Regions from separate parts of the Mus musculus genome. Here region 1 is linked to region 2. Evidence: chromatin loops called from intact Hi-C (ENCODE). Cell type or tissue: left cerebral cortex. All regions are shown on one strand.

Evidence for each region. A loop is a pair of places that touch in the nucleus more often than their neighbours do. Peaks named below come from ENCODE experiments on the same cell type or tissue, not always from the same donor. Only the 100,000 strongest peaks of a DNase experiment are listed, where the experiment ranks them.
Region 1: it touches region 2 in a loop (2.9-fold over the local background); 12 of 42 quality-filtered maps call a loop at or near these places.

The regions. Positions count from the first base shown.
Region 1 is chr11:88,725,731-88,730,730 of GRCm38, forward strand. C030037D09Rik (RIKEN cDNA C030037D09 gene) reads left to right here. Exons shown (of 4, transcript NR_038058.1): 3 at 1,811-1,910; 4 at 2,429-2,842. Among named protein-coding and RNA genes, the nearest start is that of C030037D09Rik, 9.6 kb to the left of the region's middle. In left cerebral cortex, a CTCF peak has its summit at 2,964 (motif pointing left); a DNase peak (open chromatin) is centred at 2,948.
Region 2 is chr11:88,289,592-88,294,591 of GRCm38, forward strand. Ccdc182 (coiled-coil domain containing 182) reads left to right here and starts at 4,452. Exons shown (of 1, transcript NM_028859.1): 1 at 4,452-5,000. The coding sequence starts at 4,505. The coding sequence ends at 4,963. In left cerebral cortex, a CTCF peak has its summit at 2,279 (motif pointing right); a DNase peak (open chromatin) is centred at 2,291.

The DNA of each region.
Region 1 (5,000 bases), 440 kb after region 2:
GGCCAGAGAGCATGTCAGGAAATCATACTTAACCCTGCTTGAGTGCTGGGAACTAATTTGGGTTTTAACCCAAAGCCATCCATCCATCCATCCATCCATCCATCCATCCATCTGCGCTGGGATTACAGATGTGTACCACTATGCTCTGAGTATGCTGTGCTAGGGAGAAACCACAGGATTTTGTATATGATAGGCAAGCATTTTACCAAACAGGCATGTGGCTTATTTTAAATCTACCCAGTTTTTAGTTTTACAATTTTTAAAAATAGAGTTCAAGTTTTGGTTTTTATGGGCCCGAGGGTTTTGCCTGCATGTGTATATTTGTACCATGTGCATGACTGGTACCCATAGAATCAGAAGAGGGGATTGGGCCCCCTAGAAATGGAGCTATACATGTTGTGACTCGCCAGGTCAGTCCTGGGAACCCAACCCCAATCCTTTGCAAGAGCGGCAAGTGCTCTTAACCACTGAGCCATCTCTGCAGCCTCCGGTGTTTACTGAAACTAGTTAAGTGTTAGAATGATTTGTTACACAGCCCAGATAACTAATCCAAAGAGCCTTCAAGATGCACTTTCTATAGCTGCTTAGTACATAGGTTTGCAACAGGATTCACATGCTAACATTTGTAGACTGCCTTAGTTGGACCCTGAGCAAATGAACTACAGATTAGCTACAGAATAGCAATTGCGTGTTATTAATGTCGTCAGATTGCAACACATTTCACGTTCAATTAACTGAAATGCTCTTTCAGGAGCATGGCTTGGCTCATCTTCTCATCCCTACTGCATACTTAGAAAAGGTCACTGTCAAGACAGAAAAGTATATATGTGATTTAAATGTCTTGACTCAGTTGCTAACAACCGCGAGCGTGTTCTCAAATTGGAAAAGCAAGATGAATTTCAGCTTGCTCTTTTTCCCACAATGCTCTGTTTACTTTCTGGTATTGCATTTCTCTGCCATGCTGGGCGCCTGGCTTATTAAAGAGTCTGTTCATTTATCCGCCTCCCGGAGTCTCACAAGCCTTACTTTTCAAAACAGACATGCCAGACTTCGCACCCAAAATAAAAGTGAGTTGTATTTTTACTAGAAACCATTTAGTGAAATGTGTTTTTAGTCATGAAAATTTCACCAAGTATAAATTCTCTGTCAAAAAGTAATGGGTCCTTTGTATTTTCCTTAAGTAAATAAATAGTTTCTTTCCTCGGGAACCATGACTACTGAGGCCACTCTTGAATTCAGGGATATTCTGTGTTCCTCCAATAGAAAATAAGCATGTATATCAAGATCCTAGGGCAGCCCTTGCCCTGACACCGTGCAATAAGGGAAAGTCACTGGGGGTAGGAAGTAACTGGAAAGAAAAAAGACGGATGTGAGATAAAACAAAACTTTGGTTTGTTTTGTTTTTCGAGACAGGGTTTCTCTGTGTAGCCCAGGTTGTTCTGGAACTTATTCTGTAGACCAGGCTGGCCTCAAACTCAGAAATCCTCCTGCCTCTGCCTCTCAAGTGCTGGGATTAAAGGAGTACGCCACCACTGCCTGGCTGAGATAAAGCAAACTGAATGTTTTTCAAACAGCCTTACTGATCTGACACCTTTATTTATAATTATTTTCTTCTAACGTTGTCTGATAGATATGCAAAAGCCTATTTTAATTTCAATGAGAGAGAAAATGTTTTGTTTTGTTTTTTTCTAACTGGGGAAGAGAATACAAAAGCTTTTCTGGAGTGTAAAAAAGAACACCTAAAATATATTTATCTAATATATTTCCTTTTTCTATTTTTCATTTTCTTTTCCATGTTCTCATTGGACAGATTTGGAAATCTGGTGTTTTGGCTAACGAGTTGTGTTCCTCTTCGCCTCTTATGACTCTCCTTTCTCACCTCCAGTTCAAAATGACTGCAAGCAGCCAAGGTGTGCCAGCTCGGCTTCTCAGGGGTGACCTTCAGAGGTAGTGGGGGCAGGCCTCAGAAAACATCACCTTTAGGAGTTTTAAGAGGTGACCAGGGAGTTTGACTTTAGTCCCCTTCTGCTTCGGCAGGAGACTGGCTTGCCAGGACACGGTAGGTTATAAGAACTTAAACAGGAAGTTTCTGTACTTCTATAAAAAAAGAAAAGCCAAGACCCTAGGGCTGCTCTCCTGTGGCCGTTACACTGTTTAACTTCTGCCTGCCTTTATGTCATTGCTACGCTATTCTTATACACGGAGGTAAATATTTTATTAAACATCTTCGTGCTCGGCAGTTAGGAAGCCCTCTGCTGCCTAGGCCTGGCAGTCGCCCAGCGTTGCCAGGGAGGGGGACGAGGGTGGGCTCGAGAGCTTCACAGAGGAACTGCCCAAGCTCACCGTTCTGTCCAGTACTTAACACCTGGAAACCATTTTCTCCTCTGGCCTCTCAGACTTAATCTTCCATCTCTTCTTTTTTAATCAGCCACCAACTCCGTCTTGATGAAAGGGGCCGGGCTCCCAGAAGAAAATAGCTTTGCCTTTCAACTCCACCTGGAAACGGTTGACATGGCGCTACCTTCACTCAAGCCTCTCCACTAGCCTTGGCGCTTCCCCCATCTCTGCCAAGGCTGGCCCCTGCCAAGCCAATCTAAATATCACAGCTGGAAGTACAGGGTCTCCCCCGCCCCCAACCCTTTCTCCCACACTCTATACGTTGTACCTTGGGACCTTTCAACATTCTCTATGGTCATTCTGAACACCCGCACCCTGCCCATCCACTACGGCAACAGGCTCACAGACCCACAACTACACATTAGATTTTTTAAAAAAAACTTTTGTTCCCCCTTTACACAATACAGGAGGTGGCCACAGCAGCCGGACACAGCACCTCAACAGTGTTAACTCTATTATGTATTTGTATCTCCAGAAGGCCCTTCCAACAAAATCAACAAAATTGCCACTTAATAGAAGAAACGCGCACTTTGGAGGACTGTGGGTGAGCGCGCCCTCTACTGGTGATCAGAGGAAGTGCTTTTTACTGTAGGTTCCCTCTTCTGGTGGAGCAGGGGAAAAAAAAAAGACTGTCTCTCCAGAGTTCAAGTTCCTGCTCCCAAATTCTGACATCTAAATCTCCCCAATTTAGGGGTTTCCTGTAGCTGATGCCAAGACCCACCACGATAGCCCATGCTGCAATTTCTACAATTAATACCAGTCAGCTAAAAAAAAAAAAAAAAAAAAAAAACCTAAAAGGAAGGAAACTTCAATAAGTTGGAATGGAATCTGCTTAGGCAAACATGGTATTGACACTTACAGAAGGACAGAAGGGGAAAAAGGAGCGAGAAAGAAGTATTAGGTGTAACGAGAACAAAGGGTAGACTGTAGCGTAAATTGCTCGCTGGGCAAGACACTCTTGCTAAAAATAAAACTGCCTGGAGAGGACATCACAAATAAAGATGTGCTGTGTCCATGGCAGGAGGAGCCAGCAGCCTTGTGAATCAACGCTACAATTAGAACAATACCAAAACGGGATCATCATCAAAGGCAGGTAGTCATAAATGTGACATGAATTTGAAGTGACCCAAAAAAGTTAATAATGTCAGCATCCTCTTACTTTCAAGGGTGGGACCTCTCAACAGAGACCGGCCCCATTTCTGGGTTCTAAGCAGGCTCTCGAGGTTCCCATCATCTGCTCGGCCAATGTCACATGAGAAAGGAAGGCAGGGCCTGGTTTTGTGTCTACTAGTGTAGGTCACAGATAATTGCAAGCATCAGGGGGAAAAAAAAATCAATTGCCCAAGTGGCTGATGGGAGGAGGCCTGGCCTGACAGAAGGCATTCATTAGAAAGGCCCTTGTGTGAGTGGGGGGGGGGGTGAAGTGGGGGATGGGGGTGGGGGAAGGTTAGCCCATCATAGGCTTGATGTGAGCCCACTGCACCGGGAGGCTGTGGAGAACACAAGTGCAATCTTCAGCTCTATTAATAGTATAGCCGAGTGTGCAAGAACGGAGGCGGTAACTCCAGTCTGTGCCAGCAGGTCAGGCCACACACAGTTTTATGCTCTGTCCTGCAGACTGTGTTTTAAGTCTGGCTGGCAAATTTAAGTTTCTCCAGACAATCGTGAGGATTGGACTTTAGTCTTTAGACAATGCCACGATAAGCCTCACAATCCTTTCACAACGGGCAATATCAGAATGGCTCTCTACCAAATCCGTGGCGCCTCAGGAGCCAGGACTCGGAATTGTGCTTCTGGTATTTTGAGCTTGAGTGTCCCTAGCCGTATAAAGGGACCATAATTACCCGATCTGCCTTCAACATCATTTGGAGAATTGTCTGCTCATTGGAGCCAGAGTGTGTAGATCATCTATGGAGGAGTCCACTGGGTACCAGGCAGAGGGGACATGAAGACAAGTCATGCCACTTGTACTTGTCATTGAGGAGCCTTAAGTCCAATCAGGACAGACAAGCCCACCAACAGATACTTTGTATCCAGTGTGACAGACAAGGATGGGCATGTGTGATGGTTTGAACTGTGATGCAATTAAAGTCCTAAAAGAGTAATGGAGAAAACCAGAGCTCACGTGGCATAGGCATTTGCAAATACAGGAGGAAAGGGAGCCACTGGGTGTGAGAGAGGAGAACCCAGGGATGGAAAAACATTAGAGCCACAGGCTGGGAAGATGGCTCAGTGACTGAGTGCTTTGCTGCACAAGCATGAGAACCTTAGTTCGAATCCCCAGCACCTGTGTAAGAGGTTGTCATGATTCCATGTACCCTGTGGGAGTGGAAATGGGAGGATATTTGGAGTTGGTTGGCTGTCAGCTGTCAGCCGAGCTCCAAGCTCAATGTGAGACACAGTGTCATGGGAGTAAGAAAAGAGGGACAGAGTGGGACACCTGACGTCCTCCTGTGCCCCTCCCCATGTATTCATACAGGCAAACACAACACATAACAGAGATAGAGAGAAGGGGGAGAGGGAGAAGAAGGAGAGATTAGAACCAGGAAAATTCAAGGTTACAAAAGACAATAGAAGCAGCTACCAGTGTTACATGTTATCAG
Region 2 (5,000 bases):
AACACAGGGTAAGCAGGCGATGGGCTGTGCCAAGTATATGTATGTGTGGATGGGTAAAGAGGAAGACAGATGGGTGGATAGATGGATGGGAGGGTGAATGGATAGGTGGGTGGAAGGCTGGCTAGGAGTTTATATAGTGACCTCACTTAAGCTAATATCACCATCATGGGAGGCACAGGACCAGGGGATTCTGGAAAAAAAGTGACTAGAATCCACAGCTGTGCCCTCTACTTAGAGATAGGTACTCACAAGCTCTTTGGGAGTCTGACGTATTGTCCTGGATTCCGTTCCTCCCAACACTCGTTTCCTTGGGGACAAGGAGCGTTAGACATCGCCTGAAAGTTGACATAATAGTTCATCTGATGATTAAGCAAGGTCTTCTCTTAAAAATGCACCCACTTGGGCTGGAGAGATGACTCAGCAGTTAAAAGCACTGACTGTTCTTCCAGAGGTCCTGAGTTCAATTCCCAGCAACCACATGGTGGCTCACAACCATCTGCAATGGAATCTGATGTCTTCTTCTGGTGTGTCTGAAGACAGTGATGGTGTACTCATATACATTAAATAAATAAATCTTTAAAAAAACATACCCAGGGCTAGAGAGATGGCTCAGTGGTTAAGAGCACTGACTGCTCTTCCAGAGGTCCTGAGTTCAAATCCCAGCAACCACATGGTGGCTCACAACCATCCGTAATGAGATCTGATGCCCTCTTCTGGGATGCCTGAAGACAGCTACAGTGTGCTTACATATAATAAATAAATAAATAAATAAATAAATAAATAAATAAATAAATAAATCTTAAAAAAAAAACCACCCACTCATTGTGGAAGACACAGCTGGTTGCCTGTCTTTGCTTGGGTATGAATCCCCTGGTGGTTCCAATATCGGGAGGCCTGTGTATCAGGGGAACTGGCTTGAGTGTGGTCCAGGAAGAGAAGTATGGCTGTGAAAGCCAACTTTGGGTTGGAAACCAACTGTGGTTGGGTTAGAGCCAGCTATAGGTTAGAAATGGCAGCCGGGCGTGGTGGCACACGCCTTTAATTCCAGCACTCAGGAGGCAGAGGCAGGCGGATTTCTGAGTTTGAGGCCAGCCTGGTCTACAGAGTGAGTTCCAGGACAGCCAGAGCTATACAGAGAAACCGTCTCAAAAAAAAAAAAAAAAAAAAAAAAGAAAGAAAGGAAGGAAGGAAGGAAGGGCTGGGAATGCCATTTTAACAGGACACAAAGAGTTCTCAGTTTCTTAGGGTTTTGTAGCTTCACAAAGAAGTGACAAGGAAAGATGGGCGTGGGTGTTATCTCTAATTCCCAAGGGAATGGGGTTTATACAATTGACAGAGGTGACACTTATGAATTGCAATGTATGTATTTCTTCCAATGGTCTTAGGAGACCTCTGTGAAAGGGTCATTCAATCCCCAAAGAAGTAGCCATTCACAGGTTGAAAGCCCCTGCTCTAAGGCAGACCACCTAAGAGCCTCAACCCATTCTGACTGAACTGGACTCTCAGAGGGGCGTAAGATTGCCTGGGTCTCTGTAAAGTCCCTCATGTCTCCCTGTCTTGTTGAGTCGCAGAGAAGCTGTGACAAGTTGAAAGAGACTGGGGCAGAGGACCCTGCTCACGATAGAATTCCAGGTCGTGGATGCTTTACTAGGTCTAAATTCCTTTCTCTTGACGTCTTGAAGGGAAGACATAGGTCAGCAGTTCTAATCCCTAAGAGATATGGGAGGGCAGGTGGAATGCAAGGCCTGACGTGGGACTTCCTGGCTCAGGGGAACACCCAGAACTTACAGATCCAATGTGACTTGTGGCCCTGAAGGCTCAGGAGGCCACTAGGCCTTGGTGACAGCATCAGCTTTCAGTTTCCTGTGGCTCCTAGAAAAAGGGGACTATGACGTCATCTTCCCAGTGGTCCTGGGAAGCACACTGGAGCGTCATTCAGCAACACCAGAGGAACTGAGAAAATGCTCTCAGTGCTGGCCTTCCTACTTTTGTGTCACAGCAATGGCTGTGACTTTTGCCATCCCCTGTGTGAAACAAAGTGGCAGAAAATGAGAGACAGGAAGGGAGAGGCCGGAAGCGGGGGAGAGACAGCAGAGGAGGAGACCAGAAGAGACACACCATTTCGTTCTCTCTTCTACCAATCTGGGAAATATTTATTGATGGAGAACCCAACAGGCACAAGGCCCTAGTTAAATACCCCACAGACCCCAAGCTGCTCCCTTCTGCTCCCCATCCCCACCCACTCTTAGGTGGAATTCCCAGGCTGCGGTTTCTCTGAAGGCCAGTAGGTGTCAATGTGTCAGCAGAAAAGCTAGGGGTGCCTGGCATTTGAGAGCCACCTATGAACCGAAATTCCATTTCTTCTGAGTACCACTGTTTGTGGGGCAGCAGGCAGGACACTTGAGGGTAAACAGGTTAAGGGACTCAAAAATCTCTGTTTGCCAGAGTTTACCGTGCCTAAGCAGATGGTAGACCCAGGTAACAGTTATAAGAGACAGAAGGAAGAGAATTGGGGGGAAGGGGTATGGAAGGCCTCGTGGGCCCATCTCTCATGTCACAGTTGGGGGGGGCGGCTCAGCAAGGGAAGACAACTGATGTAGGGCCACACAGCAGTTCCCGACTCCAGCTTTCCTGGCTCCTAGAAAAGTAACCACTTTTTCCATTCAACATTCCTTCTCAGTAAATGGAGTTTCTTGCAATTCAGAATTTCACCTCCATTTAGCTACAACTGTCCCTGCAATATGCCCCCTTCTGATGACTACTTGAGGCCACTAGCTAGTCAATGTCTCAGAGAAGGCAGCAGCCCTTATCATGGGCCCTGTTGTGCTAGAGTTGACTTATCCAGGCTCAGGATGGTTCTTCACTTCTGGGAGAGAGCAAGTTGGGAGCTTGAAGCTAACCTTGCTGGGAGTGTTTACACGATGGAAATCGGCAGCAGCTGCCCATCAGAGAGATTTTCTCTCCCAGGGACCTGTGTACTACAGCTCTCAGAAATGCAGAGAAGAAAACAGGGTCTCTAGGGGGAAAGGTGATCTACCAGTGAGACCTTGCTTCTAAGTGGTGAAGCCTGGACTCCAGTGCGGGAAGGTGGGTGATAGGCTGCTCAGAGATAAGAGACCTAACAACAGCCTTCGAGGTCACTTGGAAGTGGCAGAGTCTAGTTTAACCCCCGGGAGCTTACTCTGTGCTGTTCCACAGTGACAAAATAAAATATCAGAGGCTGAGAGATCTACAAAACAACAAAAACATTTGTTTCCCTGTAATTCTGTAATCCCAGAAGCTGGCAAGTCTAAAATCAGGGAGCTGGTGTCTGGTGAGGACTCTCATGCTATGCCTTCCCATGTGGAAGAAAGGCAAAGGTGGCAAGAGAAACAGAAAAGGGGTCAAGCAGAGATGATTACGGTAATGAACCCCATTCTAGAGATGACACCATCCATCTGATATGCTCTGCCTTCAAAAGCCCCTCACTTCTCAACGCTGATAGGATGTCAGTTTCAACATGAGGTGGGAAGGAGACAGACATTTAAAACTTGGCACTAGATGCTGCTGTGGCTGCTGTCCCAGGAAGGGTCATTGGTAGGATAGGAGAGCAGGAACCAGTTTGAAGAGGTAATTTATCTAGCTCTAGATGGATTGGCTTCAAGGTCGGTTGTTGGGGGGGGCGTTTATGTTTGGAGTCCCAGTGGGAGGTCTGGGCAAGAGACTGCAATATACAAAGGCAGAGTTTTGGACTGAGCCACATGTGGCTAGGAACATTTGCCTCTGTTAGAGTAACCAGGCAAAACCACACGATTTACCCGTATCCACAGACTCCTATCTGCCACCATCCAGGAACGTTGGGAAACATTACTTACACTCATTCCCTAGCTCCAGAATCCGGCAAGCACCCGGGAAGTTTTAACTGAATGAATATGAACGGCTCACTTTTATCCCTCGGGCATTTCTGTGAACCACCCTTTAAGAGCACACACATTTATCACAGTAAGTCGATCACCTATGCATTCTGGCATCATCTGGCCATTGCGGGAATATGGATATGGGATGGGATTACTCCTCTAGCATCTTGCACCATCATTTCTAAGAATGCCTTTGTCCTATTGGTGAGCCCGAGGAAGCCCAGACACCAGGCCGTGAAATCAGCTGTGCTCCTTATGGGGTAGGAGACTGCTCGGTCTTGGCAGCCTGTGAACCTGACCTGGCTTGCCTTGACTTAGCCAGTTTTCTCCACTCCCTCAGATTTGCCCTCGGGGTTAAAGGAACGCTTGAACGCCAGTTCTGACTGGGTGACCGATTAATGAAAAGCCTCATTTCAGGAGACTTGGGAAGCGCAGTAAATCTGTAGGTTACCAACAATATGCAAAATAGTGAACTGGGGGTTTTCTTTCTGATTGGCTGAAGGGTCGTGATGTCACAATGAGATGGGTCCAACGACTTCAAGTGATAGTGTTTCTAGCTCCCAAATCTCTGACTCAGTTTCTTGGCTTCCTCTCTGCAGAAGGAGATAATGGAAGCCCTCTTTCAGGCAGGGTCCATTCTTATGAAGGTGAATACCTTACAGGGCAAGAAGATGGTGGAAAGCGGGCTCCAGTCTGGGGACCTTTCCCTGTCTCAGTCATGGCCCTCCTACCTCCCTCTGCCGGCCGACTTGGAGATCCTACAGCAGAAGGTGGCCGGGGTACAAAGGGAGTTGGAGGACTTCAAGGAGGAGGCACTGAAGGCCATCCGTTACTTGGAGGACGCCTTCTGCCAGATGAGTGGCGTCCTGGCACAGCAGGAGGAGCAGGCGGCGCGAGTGAAGCAGCGGCTGAGGGAGGAGGAGGACCGAGGCATCGTCCGCAACAAGGTCCTCACCTTCCTCCTGCCCCGGGAGAAGCAGCTTCGTGAACACTGCCAGCGGTTGGAGAACATGTTGGTCAGGAGCCACAACCCGCTGCGAGCCATCAGGAAGAGCCAGGCGGACTGAGCGGCCCGCGCCCGAGTGTGCGCCCGAGCTGGCGGGC